3 separate regions of the Homo sapiens genome follow, and all the other regions are linked to region 2. The links are chromatin contacts, found by Hi-C in ENCODE. All regions are on one chromosome and are shown on one strand. The core of a region is the stretch at or near the end of the contact, and the rest is flanking DNA. Distances in the headings are between cores, read along the strand shown.

Region 1 (3,581 bases), core at 310-2,809, 390 kb after region 2:
CCAAAACAGCCTATCCCACACTTGTGTTTTTCAAGCTATTGATAGGTGCACCTTGAGTGAAGGGGATGGAGGTGGGAGAGGGAGAGATGTCAGAATCAAAAAACATTGTGAAATCTTGAGATTTTGTTTGTTTTTTTTTTAAGTTAAAAAGATTTCTCAACACTTTACACTGATGTGTTTTGTGAAATGTTCAGAGGTGGATATTGCTTTCCGTATAGATTGTTCAACAAAATTTGAGGCCATTATTTTGGACTAAACTCCTGCGATCGCAACAGACCAGACAAATCATAGTGGGGTCACCCAGGCTTACCAAACCCAAACCCAAACTGAGCAGTTCTCTGCCCTCTGAGGAACCAGGAGAGAGATAGCCTAACTTCCTGAACAGGACAGGTTTAGTCTTCAATGGGCAGGATAATGAAGTTCCCTGTGTTTAAATCCTTAATCTGAAGTCACATCATGTGAACTCATCAGTTTTTCTATTGTTTCTTCTTTCTGGCCCCAGTTGTTACAGGAAAGCGATTCTGATCCAGACCCCAAGAGAGGGTTCTTGGATTTCGCGTAAGGAAGAATTCAGGGTGAGTCTGCAGTGCAAAGTAAAAGCAAGTTTATTAAGAAAGTAAAGTGGTGAAAATACGGCTACTCCACAGACAGAGTAGGACAGACCCGAAAGTAAGAGGAGGAATGTGTCCACCCTAGGTACAATACTTGTATATGTAGGATAAAAAAGATCATGAAGAGATAAGCTCTGCTACAAGGGTTTGTGATAAAGGATTAATTTTCTCAATTACTATATTTTGCAAGAATCGATATTATTATCTTTAAAGCAAAATTAGGAATGCCTTTGTTCTCCAGATATCGGGATATCTAGACACTCCCGAGTCTGGGTCTGCTTAATAAACATCTAGAAGCTAAGGATGCCTGACTTTCTGGAAATGCAGCTCAGCAAGTCCCAGCCTCGTTTTCCTAGTCCTCACTCAAGATGGAGTCGCTGTGGTTCAAATGCCTCTGACACAGTGGCTTACAAGGAAAGTAACTTGGAAGCACCCAATACACTTTTTATTCTTTGTTTCTCTTTCTTCAGCCCTTTTTCTATCTGTAAAGCCAATCTCCTGTGTTCAGTTCATTGGAACACATATTCCATTTTAGAGAATATAGTGCTGCCTGATTCTAGGATGTCAATAAAGCCAATTGGCATCTTGGAACGGAATTTGTTGTCATTTTGTCTTTTGCAAGATGAAGGTTTCTTGAGCAAAACCATCATGGTGGAGGGGCTTCCGCACAGTGCCTGTTGATGAAATCAAGAGCATGAGGGACTCCTTCAGGAAAATCCTTCAGAGATCTAATTAGAAAGAAACCTGTCCCAAAGCTTGGCACATTAGTGATGCAGGCTACATATTTATTTCCTATAAATTCTGAATTGTAAACTTGGTAACAAATAGTAACTGGACTTCAGAGTCTGGTGACCTTTAGAGGCTGTTGACTGCAAGTATTCATGGATTAACTGTGCTGAGGCTGGAGGGTACAGTGACCCAAGGTTAACTACATGAGCCAGGGCTTTCGCAGCTTCCTCATTTTGTTGACTCTGTACCAGGAAACCAAAGCTCCTTCCTCTGAAATGAATGGTTCTTATTTGCATAATGGCCTCCTTTTGTTCACTTTGCAGAGGCAGTTGATTACATTAGAATACTTCAAACACAGCATTGATCTATCAGGCTAATAATTTTCTGATAAGGCCCATGAATTTTCCCTCTGACCTTTTTTGCTAATGACCACGGTCTGTGAATTGTGGAATGAAGCGTATGGGTTGTTTGTGTCTGCAGATTCTAGAAGACAAAACATTACAACCTATATAATAAACCACAATTTTAAAAGCTGGTTCTTTGTTTGAGTTGGAGCAGGTTAGTCTGCATTCGGTAAAATCTAGCTTGCCCACAAATTCCGAAAAGCAGGTGGCTAAGTAAAATGTATAGGTTTATTCCTCTCACGCATGAGTCAAATCCAGAAGAGAGTGGTCCCAGCACTGTGTTTGAATCTCTGCACCCTGCAATCCCAGTTCCTTTTAGTGGTCACTTTGAAATGGCCTTTGCAAAATTATGACTGAGACAGTGAAAGAGATCTAACCTAACTGACTCCATCTTGCTTTTAACCTCTAAGCTGTCCGTGTTCCTTCCTGGGTGTAGGCTGAAGTAACTTTGGGAGGAACTTGGTTTATAGTGGTTTTTTTGTTGTTTGTTGGTTGGTTGGTTGGTTTTTCCAGACAGAGTCTTGCTCTGTTGCCCAGGCTGGAGTGCAGTGGCTCCATCTTGGCTCATTGCAACCTCCACTTCCCGGGTTCAAGCGATTCTCCTGCCTCAGCCTCCTGAGTAGCCAGGACCCACCACCTGGCCCCAGTTAATTTTTGTATTTTTAGTAGAGATGGGGTTTTACCATGTTGACCAGGCTAGTCTTGAACTCCTGACCTCAAGTGATCTGCCCACCTCAGCCTCCCAAAATGCTGGGATTACAGGTGTGAGCCACCATGCCTGGCCAGTTTATAGTTTATAGTTCAAAACAAAAACTATTAACAGCCCTTTCCCAAAACAAACCACCTTCTTGCCTGGGGACTAGACTGCCTTTGTAGAACTAAGAAATTACACACGAGATTGGAAATCATGATTTAGGAGTCAGGCAGCTGGAGGCTACAAGATTCTAACCCTCTCTACGCTGCTCCTAAGATCAGCGCTTGAGATATTTTGCAGCCCCTGCACTTGATGGATCAGCTGCCACCGCCAGCTCAATAAACTGGCTCATCTGATCTTGTGGCCCCCACCTGGGAACTGACTCAGCACAAGAAGACAGCTCCGACTCCCTATGATTCCCTCTCAGACCAATCAGTACTCCAGGATCCCTGGCTTCCCCTTACCCACTAAGTTGTCCTTAAAAATTCTGATCCCTGAATTCTCAGGAAGACTGATTGGAGTGATAATAAAAATCCTGCCTCCAGCACAGCTGGCTCTGCATAAATTACTCTTTCTCTATTGCAACTCCCCTGTCTTGAGAAATTGGCTCTGTCTAGGCAGCAGGCGAGGTAAACCCACTGGTTGGTTACAACTTGATTAGGTCAGATCCACCCAGGTTAATCTCCCTTTTTAAAAATAAAATGTTACCTCTAATCAAAACTAATCACAGGAGTGATAGCCGATCCTCTTCACAGCCCTAGATGATACAGGACTTGTACAGCAGGGAGAGGAATTTTGGGAGGCACCTTAGAATTCTGCTTGTCACAGCAGGCCAACAAATATGGTCTTTATTCCAGGTGGTATGTGCCATGCAAAATGTATGAAGAACCAACAACTCTGAGAGAGATGTAATCATAGTAGGTTTATTCCCCAATACATGCACCAAGTCCACACAGCAAGATAGGGGCTTGCACCAGAGTAAGAGATTTAATTGTACAGTCACTGAATGAGGAGACAGGAGGAAACCTCTAATCCATCTCCACAAAGAATTTAGGGTTAGGATTTTTCAGGGTTTTGGAATGGGCCAAAGTGAAAAGATCATTGACTGATCAATGAGTGCAAGAAGAAGCTGTATTCTCATGC
Region 2 (3,447 bases), core at 866-3,365:
TTGTTCAATGTAGTGGATGAAATAACTCATAGTTAATTAGTGGTTGAAACACAGTAGAATCCAACTCCCCCCCTTACCTCACAGCCTCTTAGAACACTGCCCCAGTCATCCTATCTCACTTAAAAATTGAACCGATTTTTACAATTACAACTTAATGACTCACCTTTGAGTAAACATTCAAAATCAAACTAATTTTTCAATAACCACAGTAACTCTAGTTAGAATTAACTGGAATTATTATAGTTATTAAAGTTGTCAGAGATAATTAAAATTTCTGGTATAAATGTCTAATTTACTTCTCATATGCATGAGACTGCTTCAATAATTTAACCACTAGTAAAATTCTGATAGCCCCAAGGGCTAAGATTCATGTTGAAAAATAACTGAGGAGGTGAGCCACCAAAGAGAATTTGACAACCATTGGTTGGTGCAAAAGTAATTGCGGTTTTGCCACTAAAAAGTAATGGTTAAAAAAAAATACAGTTACTTTTTCACCAACCTATAGAACCAGGTTATTGAATGGATGCTGAGTGCTTCTTAAGCACCTGAATTCACTCACTCAACATGTACGTATGGAGCATCTGCTTGGTGCCAGGTCTGCTGCAGGCACTCGGAATTCATCTGCATTTGGATGGAAGACCTCTGCCCTCAAGCAGTTCATTTTTAGCAGGTCAGGAGAGGACCCAGGGGAACCCTGATAACAAGTTCTGAATATTTTAGGAAAATGACAGGGCACATTAGAAGGTGGCCAGCGATGTGTGAAAAAGACAACCCCGAGCCAAGAACACAGATGGGGGAGAAGCCGATGAGGTATGAAGGAGGATTTTGCAGGGTGTGCTCAGGATAGGTCTTACTGAGCTCCCGAGGTTTTATTAAATAGCTGTGTGATAAAGAGGCTGACTCCAGTTTCTGCTGCTTGAAAACATTTAAGCCTCACTGGCCAAATGTTTGTCCTGGGCCTCTCTTCAGCTTGTCCCACATCTGGACAAGCTGAGAAGAAAGCTCAAGTGCTCCCACTTGGACACTGGCAGGAGATTCAGATCACGCAAGCCCTCAATCTGGGCACCTTTACCCAACCCCAACCCCCTGCTCACCACAGTAAAACCCCCAGCTATGCACCTTTCCTTGCTCTTTCACACTGTTTGAGACCTGCTTAAGAGGTTTGCCCTGTTCTGCCATTATGTAAATACACCTTGTTATACTGTCTTGGTGTGTGTGTGTGTGTGTGTGTGGCATCATTGATCTCAACATTGAACCAAATTTGGGGGCCGCGAGTCCACCCTGTCTTTGCAGGGGTTCTTAACAAGGGACAGCTAGGGGGGCGAGGTACCTGGCACATTCCTGGAACAGTGCAAATTGGCATCCGCCTGAAGTAAGGGGAAAAATAACTAGAGAAAGAATCAGATTGTAAATGATGGGAATGGGAGATGTTAGATCACAGGAAGCTTTTTGGCTTTTTTAAGAACATAGACTTTACTTTGAATGAAATAACCATTGCAGGGCTTTGAGCGGAGGATGGGCATGGTTTACTTTTGTTTATTTAGTTTACAGTAGCTGAATTGAGATATAATTCACATGCCATAAAATGTATTATTTTCAATGCCTACAATTCAGCGGCTTTTAGTATATTCATAAAAATATGGAATGTCCCATGAATTTCCATGTCATGTTTACACAGGGGCCAGGTTCCTCTTCTCTGTATGTTCCAGTTTTAGCAGATGTGCTGCTGAAGTGAGCACCTGAGGCTGGCTTGCGTGGGGACCCTCTCGCTGCTGCGGAAGGAGCCAGGCTCTGGAGCAGGGGAGCTGGCGGGTGCGCGTGGGAATCCAGTGACAGAGGACGGTGTTTCCAGCTGCAATGGTGAGTAGCTGGGAAATGGTAACAATCCATGAGGTTCTGGATCTTCCAAAGGCAGAGACAACGGGATTTCCTGATGGGTTGGGTGTTGCAAGTGCTGTTTGTTCTGTTCAAAATTAGGACGTCCTAGACGGGAAACGGGAACTGAAAGGGCAGCCAGTTACCGCCCACGGACGCAGAAAAAGGAAGAGCTGTTTTCTGCTTTTAGTGGCAGGAGAAACCTGATGTGGTGCAGATTTTGTGAAACGAAGGAAGGTCTCCAACTTCCAGGCCCGAAGTCCCTAGACTCACGTAGAGCCGAGGGGTGGAGCCACTGTTTCCCTGAGAGAGAGTACCACTAGCCCAAGAACCAGATAGAGACTATGTCCACAGCAAGCCACTCAGGACAAAGGGAATAAAGAGACAGACGTCCAAAAACCAGTACATAGTGATGACCAAATAAATGTGTGGCTACACACTGTTTTAGGAATTTATACTGTGTTACTGCACTGCTGTTCTATTTTGCTTTTCTCTCCCTATCTGTTGCTCTCTATTTTTCTGTCTCTCTATTCCTCTCTCTCCATTTCTCCCTTTCTATTCCCTCTTGCTATCTCTCTCTGTATGTATCTGTCTCTCTCCATTTCTCTGTCTCTTTATATATCTCTCTATATTTCTTCCTATCTATTCTCTCCCCTCCAGCTTTCTCTCTTTCCCTCTGTGTGTGTGTGTATCTGCTTGTCTGTCTCTGTTTCTTTCTCTTTCTATACATATATTTCTTTCGCTCTCTTAATTGTTAAAGCACTTCTTTGAAGGCTGTCTAACATTATCTTGGCTCAGTAAAAGAGACAGGAGAGTTTCCACACCACAGTAGGTATTGGTGGGAGGATCAGAGCTCCTGGATTCTCTGTCCGGCCATGGCAGCGCCAGGTTTGCGGGGTGCCATATACCCCCAGGAGTTACTGAAATGGCAATGAAGTTGGAAAGTGAAAAACCAACAAGGAAAATTTGAAGACAACCAAAGTGGACAACCCCCACAACCAAGGTGGACAACCCCCCCACAACCAAGGTGGACAACCCCCTCCAACCAAGGTGGACAACCCTCCCCAACCAAGGTGGACAACCCCCCCCCAACATTTTTTTTAGGGCTTTTGATTACCAGAGGCCTTATTTTATATGGCAATTAAGAAGACTTGAAAAGTACCTCATCAAGGTCAGGCGCGGTGGCTCACGCCTGTAATCCCAGCACTTTGGGAGGCCGAGGCGGGTGGATCACGAGGTCAAGAGACCGAGACCATCCTGGCTAACACGGTGAAACTCCGTCTCTATTAAAAAATACAAAAAATTAGCCAGGCGTGGTGGCGGGTGCCTGTAGTCCCAGCTACTCGGGAGGCCGAGGCAGGAGAATGGCGTGAACCCGGGAGGCGGAGCTTGCAGTGAGCCGAGATTGCACCACTGCACTCCAGCCTGGGAGACAGAGTGAGACTCCATCTCAAAAAAAAAAAAAAAATAGAAAAGTACCTCATCAAACAAGCATGCATAAATGAAAGCATTGGGGAGCCAATTGGGTACAGTTAATTTTTATTTACACTCTCTCTCCACTCTGGCTTTATT
Region 3 (3,397 bases), core at 103-2,602, 430 kb after region 2:
TTGAATCAGGAGGCAGAGGTTGCAGTGAGCTGAGATAGTGCCACTGCACTCCATCCTGGGTGACACAGCAAGGTTTCGTCTTAAAAGAAAAAAAAAAGTGTAAAGGTAATTTTCAGGGCTTTAACAGTTCTGGTAGAATGTAAATAATCATCAATAACCCATAAGGTCCTTTAGTCACAAAATGCTTCTCAGTAGCTAGGGTACCTTCTCACCGGTTCCTTTGTAGGGAGTCCATCATCACATATTTTTATCACATTTAACCTGAATGTTGCATCCCCTAAGTTACAAATTAAGTTTTATTCCTCCATGGATTTATGTCATGGGTAAGACTGATCTATAAATTTTGAGTGCCGAGTTACCTTTTGAGGGTAAATGTATCCTTCAAACCCTGCTTTTTAATGTGAGAGTACTGGTCAATCTATAGTTTGGGTTTTGAACAGAGGACTATGCAGAGACGTCTTCTGCTCTCACAGTGGAGGACACAGAGCATTTCTAAAGACACATCCCATGCAGTTCCTTCTAGAACATCTGGCTCAAATGACACATTTTAATCAACATAATTTCTTCTTTAATCCCATGGATTTTTTTATTTTTTTTTTCTTCCTTTATTATATGGCTCTAATACAATAATAAAAACCTAAGAGAAAACAAGTATCAGCTTTGAAAAGCATAAGCCCCAAATTCACTAACTTATCCAAATGTCAAATTGTTATTTTATTATACATTAATGAAATGAGCTGAATGGCAAATTAATTAGAGGAGGTGAACCAAGATATATTAAAGCTAAAGAAATTTAAGTTTATATTTTTATTGCTTTGTATTTTTAAAAAAGAAACAGTTTTCAAGCAGCTAGATATGTGGTGATAATTAAGTACAAAACTGTCATAATGTAGGCAATTAACAACAAAAACAACAACAAAACCTTCACCTTAGGAACATTTTATGTTGTTACCCTAAAATCTCAATTCCTGATAGACATTACAAAATGTCAGCACGGCCCACATTCCTGAAAGCTCTTGAAATGATGAATGCAGTATCGAGAGGAAAGCTGAGAGGGTGAAAGATCACTGCACATCCCTGCACTGGCAAGGCACCCATACAAGAGGAAATCTGTTTATCAATGCTGATTGCTCCTGCTCTGCTAAAGATGCCAAAATTCAGCAAGAGTTGCAGAGAGCTGAAAGTACACAAAACAAGTCAGTTACTTTGAAATCCTTGAGCCAGAGCTAAGCCTACCTCAGCTCACATCCTAAAAACATCCAAAATGCAATCCTCTTATGCAATCTTGGCTCTTAGAATTCCCTTTGGCAGAATGAGGAGGGCCATCTTCCGTTTGCCAGGAAAATGCACTTCAAAAGCACAGCCTACCCCGCTTTCTACTATCTTATTTCAAAGCTCTGGTGCTTATCACTTGGACCCCTGCCTAGAGAACATTGTGAATTCCCATAAAGATGCATTAACACAAGATAGAAGAATCTGCCAGTCTGAAGGCATCTGCTGTTTGTCAGCTGTCATTCCATGAGAGTTTATCTTCTGGATGTCAATGGCCAATGGCACTGGCCTCACTTCTAAACATGAGATTAAGGCTGAGATCCCAGGTCAGGGACACAAGCTGACTTCAGCCTTTTCTTGAATCTGGACTTTGCCACACCTCCACTCTGCGATAGCACACCTTCACAGCTTTTGTGAGGTCACAGCATCCACCTGGATTCGGCACACACGTTGATTTTCAAGGGCCCATCACAACTTGCAATTCTGCATAGGTGTTTTCTCTAAATGGTAATAATAACGCATGAATTATTATACTATTGCTGCTTGACAGCCCTTTTCCTGTGTGTAGTGGTTTTGGATTATGGCCCACAAAGGCCATCAATTATGCTAGAAAACTAAGGAGCTGGGGGAAAATCACAGGGCAAAATGCATTTTGAGAGACATCATTGTCTAGACTCAAATGTCAGCCTTGGCACCCTCTTCTCAGCCTGGCCTAGATCCACTGTTGGGCAAGTTGATTCTAAAAGGTCCATTTCATTCCCCTCCATGCAAAGCAATGGTAAACAATCAAGTATGTCAAAAATGTTGTTGAGAGTGCATGTTTCTTTGGGAGTGATTACATCTTAGCCGTAGCTCATGAGACTCAGGTCTGGATGGAAAAACTTTTCCAGTGGAGGATTTACAGAGAACAATATAAACATAGATGACAAAGCAAAACAACAAGACAGTTATCTCACCTTACAAATTACATACATCATGGCTAGGCACAGAGGCTCATGCCTGTAATCCCTGTAACTTGGGAGGCCAAGGTGGATGGATGACTTGAGCCCAGGAGTTCGAGACCAGCGTGGACAACATAACGAAACCCCATCTCTACAAAAAATACAAAATTAACCTGGCATGGTGGCTCATGCCTGTAGTTGCAGCTATTCAGGAGGCTGAGATGGGAGGATCACCTAAGCCCAGGAGGTCAAGGCTGCAGTGAGTCGTGATCACGTCACCGCACTACAGCTTGGGGGACAGAATGAGACCCTGTTACACACATACACACACAAATTACAAATTACATACATTAAAAAATGCCTTGTATGTATCTCTATGAATTGAGATTTTGAGAGAATTTGTTTTCTTCTGTACATTTCTCTATATTTTCTAAGTTTTCTATAATAAATAAGCAGTACCTTGGAAATTCTTGTTCTGACTTTTCTTAAACAAAAGATATGTTGAAAGATTTCACCCAAGTGCGAGCTTTAGTTGAAATATAGAATCTGAAATAAAAATTAGAAACATGGTTTCATAACAACTCACTTTAACCTATTTTCTAGAAACAGAATGAGGAATCTATTAAAAATTTTAAAATGAAATTTCAAATTCATACCAGATGTTTTCAAAGTAATAAAATACTACTCTTAAATATCATCTTTCTAGTCTTAATTTTTTGGATGTTTTATTTTTAAAGCCAGAGCTTTTTTTTTTTTTTTCTGTGTAAGTGGGATTGGAATGCTGTTCATCACAAGAAAACTCAAATTTTTTAGATCTTAAAGATAGAGGTTGCACTGTGTGACTTCCTTAATTACACATTAGGAAGTGGAGGACCAGAGAGCAGCAGTGATCTGAGGTCACTTCATAAGCAAGGCAGGGCCACAGCTCGAGTGGGCTTGCTCCCTCTCCACACTCTTGGCCTGGGTTTTGCTGCGATTCTGGCCAAATCTCTAGACTGCCTTCTATGTAGCAGTCACTGGCTAGATCCTAAAGGCTTTGACACAAAACAGGATTGGAAGTCGTCATGAGGTCATTAGTTGCCTCTCCCACGGCATGAGGGAGGAGACCGCTTTGACTTATCCACACAGCCACTGATTTGCAGGGAGACTCACACAGACAACACTATACACCCACCAACACAAAC

What was found. A loop is a pair of places that touch in the nucleus more often than their neighbours do. Pooled maps may share reads with other maps.
Region 1: a pooled map shows a loop between it and region 2 (4-fold over the local background). The contact joins two enhancer-like sites. A Hi-C loop is called at or near these places in 8 of 37 single-sample maps with no recorded cell type and 5 of 50 pooled maps.
Region 3: a map of Right ventricle myocardium inferior shows a loop between it and region 2 (4-fold over the local background). The contact joins two enhancer-like sites. A Hi-C loop is called at or near these places in 3 of 168 maps with a recorded cell type or tissue (Right ventricle myocardium inferior, cardiac septum and left cardiac atrium) and 4 of 50 pooled maps.

What each region holds. Positions count from the first base shown.
Region 1 is chr10:4,126,154-4,129,734 of GRCh38, reverse strand. No RefSeq gene overlaps it. Among named protein-coding and RNA genes, the nearest start is that of LINC00702, 120 kb to the left of the region's middle. RefSeq lists a silencer at 1,372-1,572 and an enhancer at 1,311-1,950. Within about 2 kb of position 1,559, at least 7 of the 41 ENCODE cell types and tissues checked have a DNase peak (open chromatin) inside an H3K27ac peak, as active enhancers do.
Region 2 is chr10:4,513,244-4,516,690 of GRCh38, reverse strand. It overlaps the pseudogene RNU6-163P. Among named protein-coding and RNA genes, the nearest start is that of LINC00703, 130 kb to the right of the region's middle. RefSeq lists an enhancer at 2,071-2,120. Within about 2 kb of position 2,115, at least 21 of the 41 ENCODE cell types and tissues checked have a DNase peak (open chromatin) inside an H3K27ac peak, as active enhancers do.
Region 3 is chr10:4,081,651-4,085,047 of GRCh38, reverse strand. It overlaps LOC107984195 (a long non-coding RNA gene), which reads right to left. Exons shown (of 10, transcript NR_176060.1): 7 at 2,673-2,759; 8 at 2,229-2,364; 9 at 1,673-1,772; 10 at 798-1,177. Among named protein-coding and RNA genes, the nearest start is that of MIR6078, 92 kb to the right of the region's middle. RefSeq lists an enhancer at 1,118-1,630. Within about 2 kb of position 1,352, at least 3 of the 41 ENCODE cell types and tissues checked have a DNase peak (open chromatin) inside an H3K27ac peak, as active enhancers do.